Regions from separate parts of the Homo sapiens genome. Here region 1 is linked to region 2. A link is a contact called in ENCODE Hi-C or POLR2A ChIA-PET data. All regions are on one chromosome and are shown on one strand. Each heading gives the region's core, a stretch centred on a gene start or an enhancer-like site at or near the end of the contact. The rest is flanking DNA. Distances are from core to core; before and after follow the strand shown.

Region 1 (3,469 bases), core at 228-2,727, 75 kb before region 2:
ATAATTGTAAACACTCACTTGATAAGAATATGCAAATAATGAGAGAAGCAGTAACAATGCTGGATTCACTGATTTTGTTACCATTATATATCCTGAGATCACATACAATATAATTTTTGATGTTTGCAAGGTCCTGTATAGTCACATGAAACAGTACATATAAAAGGTACAATTCAGTGTTGATGTTTTATACGCAGAAATGTTTTCAGTACATATTATGACAATATGTCAACTAACAGTGCAAAAGTTAAAATAAGTAGGGTGTGCTGGGATAGGTTTAAACTCACTTAACAACAAAGTACCTGAATGAAAAACAAATGTAAAAAACTTACCACTGTTTGACAGTAAATGTCTAATCTCAGTTATTCACCAACTTCCTAACTATTGACTATGAACCATTACCATTCACCACGTAATAAGGGGAATCAGAATCCCCAATGGTCTAAGACTTTAAAACACTGTGCCTTTGATGAAAGACCACATGAGGCCCCATGAAGCCCATTGTGGGCACAGCAGCCATGAATGATTAAGTAAGAATGGTTAAAAGGCACTGATTTTTTTTTTTTTAAAGGCATCACAAAGAACAAGTCTAGACACTGGTTCCATTCCAGCAATAGTCAACTGACAAGTCCTTTCAAATGGCCTAAGCTATATGATCTATTTCCCCTTCTACAACCAATTCTGCTCACGAAAACCTCAGAGTGTTTTTCGGAAGAATTTAATTTTTTTTTTTTCAGTGGGACTATCAATTTGCAAAGCATGAGTAGTAGCTTTTCAGTTAAAACCTATTGCTGCAGGGAGGGTGTGAAACTGCAGCGTGGTGGTGTTCTGTCACATGCTTCCTGCCCTGCACCCACCCCATCCAGTCCTACACACACATGCACACACGCACGTGCACACACACACGAGCACTCTACTCTGTCTCTCAAATCGTATTAACGGATGGTTCTGAGTCAAAACACTATTAAATTACTTTGTCAACCATGACAGGATTTATGGATACATAAACCTGTATTTCTGCTCTCTGTCAAATGAAAGTGCAAACAATGTTCAGGAAGCATGTTTAATTCTATGTTGCAGAGAGTGCCTGCCTGGACATTTACTTTTTTCACAGCTGAGCATAAGCTAAGATTATAGAAGCACCAGAAAAAGGAAGAAGAAAAAAACAACTTTGTATCAGTTTCTGGATGAGGCCGAAAGAAACTGCAGTCATATGAGTCAGATAAACTATTTAATCCACGCTTTGTCTGAAAGGACATAAAGATTTTATCCTGGGCTTATTCCAGCAGTAATCTCAACAGCCTCTTCTGGAGTAGGTGTTGGTTTTCTGTCTCCTGGCATCGTTATTTAAAAACAAAACACAAAAAAAACGGGGGAAAAAAGGACAGAAAATTATTGAAGTGGTAGGCTAGAGGCATATATACTCTGAGGAAGCAATCTGAGCCCCAAACACCCTGGGGATTACTGACACTATAACAAACGCAAAAGAGAGAAGGCAAATAAAGACGACCTTGTCCTTGACATCTTAATTCTGAACAAGTAAATCCTCCGCCCCCGCTTTTTTTTTTTTTTTTTTTTTTTTTTTTTTTTTTGGCTTTAATGCTGGGTAATGAGCAATCAGGTTAATTACTAGGGTCTAGAAAAAGGGCTCAAGGTCATCCTGGGAATGTACAATTCATTTAATATCAGAACATCATGAACAGTTATACATCATTTATTTAAGCCTATCAAAAAGTGCCTAATTTAAGGAAGTATTTTGCTTTTCTATAACCTATCAATAAACAGATTTGGTCTTTTTTTTTTTTTAAGGCTTACTAATCCCACTGAATCTTAGATAGACTTAATTATCTTTTCCTGCGTTATCTCTGCATATAAATTTGGTCTAAAACTATACACAAACTACATCAGACTTCCAGCAAGACTCATCTGATACACTGATTTACTGATCTGGTGAAAGCGAAAATATATTTAATACAAAAGTTTGAAAATAAGACTCCATCATTCGACAAACGCCAGTATTTCTTTTTAAATAAACACAAGAGGCTGGGTACACTGGCTCACGCCTGTAATCCCAGCACCTTGGAAGACCGAGGGCAGGCAGATCACTTGAGGTCAGTAGTTTGTGACCAGCCTGGCCAACATGGTGAAATCCCATCTCTACTAAAAATACAAAAAAAATCAGCCAGGCGTGGTGGTGGGTGGTGCAAGCGTGTAATCCCAGCTACTGGGGAGGCTGAAGCAGGAGAATTGCTGAACCTAGGAGGCGGAGGCTGCCGTGAGCTGAGATCGTGCCACTGCACTCCAGCCTGAGAGACAGAGCAAAACTCCATCTCAAAAATATAAATATAAAAATAAATAATAAATAAATACAAGGGGCAGACTAGATATATAAAAGTTATTCTTGAATTTATTTTAAATAGGTATTTAATAAGTGCCAAGGAGAAAATCGTTTAAAAAATAAATGTCCTCTTAATGCCTTCTGAATTTAAATTTTTTTTTTTTTTTTTTTTGAGACGGAGTCTCGCTCTGTTGCCCAGGCTGGAGTGCAGTGGTGTGATCTTGGCTCACTGCAAGCTCCGCCTCCCGGGTTCACGCCATTCTCCTGCCTCAGACTCCTGAGTAGCTGGGACTACAGGCGCCCGCCACCAGGCCCAGCTAATTTTTTGTATTTTTAGTAGAGACGGGTCTTCACCGTGTTAGCCAGGATGGTCTAGATCTCCTGACTTCGTGATCCGCCCACCTCGGCCTCCCAAAGTGCTGGGATTACAGGCGTGAGCCACCACGCCCAGCCCTGAATTTAAAATCTTCTAAGCATTCATATTATTTTCTCTCCATCTCAATTTATTTCTCTCATCGTCTGCCTCTGACTTCACACACCGACACACACACACAACCAAGAAGTTTAAAAGATTCCCGTTGGCCTTTAATCCAGAGCTCCTGACCCGAAACTCCAATCTTTTCAGTGTTTTGAGGCACAATCTAACTTAACCACATCATAACCCCCAATATTCTTGCATTCACTATCTTTCCTGATTCTTCCCTTTCCCTCCATACTTTTCTATATAGAATACAGAACCTAAGTGACAGAGAAGAGATCATATGGAAAAAAGGCAACCGTTCTAATAGTAACAACAAAAGCAACTCCCTTTGGAAATTGCCTTTAGAAAATGGAGGGTCAACCAGCACAAGTAGATGATATCTAGGTTGTACATAAACCCAACTGTGGCCCTCCTGACTACTTCATCCACCTGGCACACAGCCCATGGGAGAACAATCCTGGAGCCACCGCACTGCTTTCCTGGCATCATAATCATGGTGACAGCTTGGGGGTGGGGAAGGAAGTGTATTATTAAAAAAAATTTAAAGGTCTTTCAACTTGAATTTCTTTAACTGGCATACAGCAATATCCTCCATAAAAATGAGCAGTGTTATTTCTACAGCCACAGCAACACTGTCTACCAGGCTGCGC
Region 2 (3,390 bases), core at 35-2,534:
TGAAAAGGCACTTGGGAGGTTGTCCAAAATAGAACATTTTCTCATTGTGTCTACACAATAAGATCCTCCCCATCTGGATGCAGTTACAACAGATGCTGAGAGATATCTATCAATGAGACTTAGCTGCCTCTAGGGTCTGTAAGGGGTGGTTTCTCCATACAGGAAGAAGATAGTATCTCCTTCACAAAAAAAGGAATTAAAAAAGACTAGGGGAAAAGTGTGTTTAGTTAGTTCCTTCCTTGGGAATAAAAGCAGAAGGCAGAATTCAAAGAGAGCTTCCTATAAGCAGATCAGGAGGGACTTGGCTAACACAAAACTAAAACATTCCATATTTTACCGTGTGTTTTTTAACTGTGAAGATCAGCAATAAACCCCTTAAAATAAGATCAGCCACATTAATAATTTGTTGAATAGCAAACACCAGTGAGTGCGAAGGAGTAGTGATGCCTTTCAAAAGGAAAGGGAAACAGGGAAGAGAAAGAGACAGCCTGAGAAATGGTCCCAAGGCCAGACCAGGCCAGAATTCATCTGAATGGCCCCAATTCCAACCCACTCCATTCCTCCTGGCCCCTAATTTATGAGCCAATCACCAATCATCCAAACTAGAGATCCTTTTCCTGGCTTGTTCTCCACACATATTGCTACCAAAATCCCAGAGATTTCTTGAGATACTGAAAGTAGAGGGATGGGAGTGGGAAGAGCTCACTTTAGATACTTCTCTTTATTTCTGAATTTATAACACTGATCTCTAATTCCTCCCATCACCACTACCACCCCCTCCACTGAATAAGCTTTCACCCTCTTGTTTTACAAAAAATACTTAATGACAAGGAAGACATTCATAGTATCAGAGTTTTTTGATTAATAAAAAAGCAGGTACAAAATACAATAATTTTTAAAAGGAAAAAAAAACAGGTACAATACAGTATGTTTGTTAGTATCCCACTTCATCAAAATTGAATGAAATGTGTATTCAAAAGATTGATGGGGCCTCTGTAGCAAAATGCTAGCAGTAGGTATCTCTGAATGGAACAGTCAGATGACGTTATTTTCTTCTGGGTATTTAAAAATTGTCTAAACGTTATAAAATGAACACACACCTGTTTTTGTAGTCACAAAACTGAATCACAATTATTCTAAAAACAAAACAACTATAATCAAGTCTTAGTTCCAGGAAGGAGGTAAGGGTCATCTAATCCACTTCTCCATGCAAGAATGCTCTTTCTTCTAGCGAGACTAGCTTGTTTGCATGTCTCCAGGGACATCTGTTGTCATTACAAGGCAGCCCCTTCCACAGCAGGCCAATGATGAGGATTAGAAACTTCTATCTCTCATGAAGCTAAAATAGAGCCCTGTTCCATTGGTTCTACTTCTGCCCTCTTGATACTAAAGCTGTCCACGCAGTTTTCTTGTTTTTTTTTTTTTTTTTTTTTTTTTTTTTGAGACGGAGTTTCGCTCTTATTGCCTAGGCCAGAGTGCAATGGCACAATCTCAGCTGACTGCAACCTCCGCCTGCTGGGTTCAAGCGATTCTCCTGCCTTAGCCTCCCAAGTAGCTGTGATTACAGGCATGTGCCACCACACCTGGCAAATTTTTTGTATTTTTAGTAGAGACGAGGTTTCTCCATGTTGGCCAGGCTGGTCTGGAGTCCTTGACCTCAGCCTCGGCCTCCCAAAGTGCTGGGATTACAGGCGTGAGCCACCATGCCCAGCCTCACTCAGCTTCTTAGGCCTGTTTTTTTCTATCCTTTTCTCTTAAGTATGCATTTTTTTTTTTTTGAGATGGAGTCTCGATCTGTTGCCCAGGCTGAAGCGCAGTGGCACAATCTTGGCTCACTGCAAGCTCTGCCCCCAAGGTTCACACCATTTTCCTGCCTCAGCCTCCCAAGTAGCTGGGACTACAGGCGCCCGTCACCACACTCGGCTAATTTTTTGTATTTTTAGTAGAGATGGGGTTTCACCGTGTTGGCCAGGATGGTCTCGATCTCCTGACCTTGTGATCCACCTGCCTCGGCCTCCCAAAGTGCTGGGATTACAGGCATGAGCCACTGCGCCCAGCCCAAGTATGCATTTTTAAATATTTAGAATGCATGTGCCTTAATCCATTTCCTGCTGCCTATAGCAGAATACCTGAAACTGGGTAATTTATTTTAAAAAGGAATTTATTCCTTACAGTTATGGAGGCTGGGAAGTCCACAGTTAAGGGGCCACACCTGGTGAAAGCCTTCTTGCTGGTGGGGACTCTAGAGTCCCAAAGTGACATGGTGAGGGAGCTGAGCATGCAAACATGCTACTGCAGGTCTCTTCCTCTTATAAAGCCACCAGTTCAGGCCAAGCGTGGTGGCTCATGCCTGTAATCCCAGCACTTTGGGGGGCCAAGGCGGGCGGATCACCTGACCTCAGGAGTTCGAGACAAGCCTGGCCAACATGGTGAAACCCCGTCTCTACCAAAAATACAAAAATTAGCCAGACATGGTGGTGGGCACCTGTAATCCCAGCTACTTGAGAGGCTGAGGCAGGAGAATCACTTGAACCCGGGAGGCAGAGGTTGCAGTGAGCTGAGATCGTGCCACTGCACTCCAGCCTGGGCAACAGAGCAAGACTCCCTCTCAAAAAAATAAAATTAAATTAAATTAAAAGCCACCAGTTCTCCTCCCATGGTAACCCATAAACTCGTTAATCTTGAATGCATTCATTCATGAGGGCAGATCCTTCACGATCCAATCACCTCTTAAAGGCTCCACCTTTTAATACTGCCACATCGGGTTTAAGTTTCAACATAAATATTTGTGGGTTTTTTTGTTTGTTTGTTTGTTTTAATTGATCATTCTTGGGTGTTTCTCACAGAGGGGGATTTGGCAGGGTCACAGGACAATAGTGGAGGGAAGGTCAGCAGATAAACAAGTGAACAAAGGTCTCTGGTTTTCCTAGGCAGAGGACCCTGCGGCCTTCCGCAGTGTTTGTGTCCCTGGGTACTTGAGATTAGGGAGTGGTGATGACTCTTAACGAGCATGCTGCCTTCAAGCATCTGTTTAACAAAGCACATCTTGCACCGCCCTTAATCCATTCAACCCTGAGTGGATACAGCACATGTTTCAGAGAGCACAGGGTTGGGGGTAAGGTCACAGATCAACAGGATCCCAAGGCAGAAGAATTTTTCTTAGTACAGAACAAAATGAAAAGTCTCCCATGTCTACCTCTTTCTACACAGACACAGCAACCATCCGATTTCTCAATCTTTTCCCCACCTTTCCCCCCTTTCTATTCCACAAAACCGCCATTGTCATCATGGCCCGTTCTCAATGAGCTGTTGGGTACACCTCCCAGACGGGGTGGTGGCCAGGCAGAGGGGCTCCTCACTTCCCAGTAGGGGCGGCCGGGCAGAGGTGCC

What was found. A loop is a pair of places that touch in the nucleus more often than their neighbours do. ChIA-PET counts read pairs that join two places held with the same protein, here RNA polymerase II (POLR2A). Pooled maps may share reads with other maps.
Region 1: a loop to region 2 is called in a map of posterior cingulate gyrus, with 2.3 times the contacts of the local background. The contact joins two enhancer-like sites. A Hi-C loop is called at or near these places in 47 of 168 maps with a recorded cell type or tissue (B cell, CD4-positive, alpha-beta T cell, CD4-positive, alpha-beta memory T cell and 30 more), 37 of 37 single-sample maps with no recorded cell type and 37 of 50 pooled maps. POLR2A ChIA-PET finds 5 or more read pairs at or near these places in 23 of 52 experiments (A673, AG04450, CD4-positive, alpha-beta T cell and 17 more).

What each region holds. Positions count from the first base shown.
Region 1 is chr4:87,071,404-87,074,872 of GRCh38, reverse strand. All of the region lies in intron 4 of AFF1 (ALF transcription elongation factor 1), which reads right to left. It overlaps LOC105377320 (a long non-coding RNA gene), which reads right to left. Exons shown (of 2, transcript XR_938956.2): 2 at 1-1,334. Among named protein-coding and RNA genes, the nearest start is that of AFF1, 140 kb to the right of the region's middle. RefSeq lists enhancers at 1,013-1,062, 1,083-1,272. Within about 2 kb of position 1,477, at least 21 of the 41 ENCODE cell types and tissues checked have a DNase peak (open chromatin) inside an H3K27ac peak, as active enhancers do; they include GM12878 and OCI-LY7, where a contact is called at or near this core.
Region 2 is chr4:86,996,150-86,999,539 of GRCh38, reverse strand. All of the region lies in intron 2 of AFF1 (ALF transcription elongation factor 1), which reads right to left. Among named protein-coding and RNA genes, the nearest start is that of AFF1, 63 kb to the right of the region's middle. Within about 2 kb of position 1,284, at least 3 of the 41 ENCODE cell types and tissues checked have a DNase peak (open chromatin) inside an H3K27ac peak, as active enhancers do; they include GM12878 and OCI-LY7, where a contact is called at or near this core.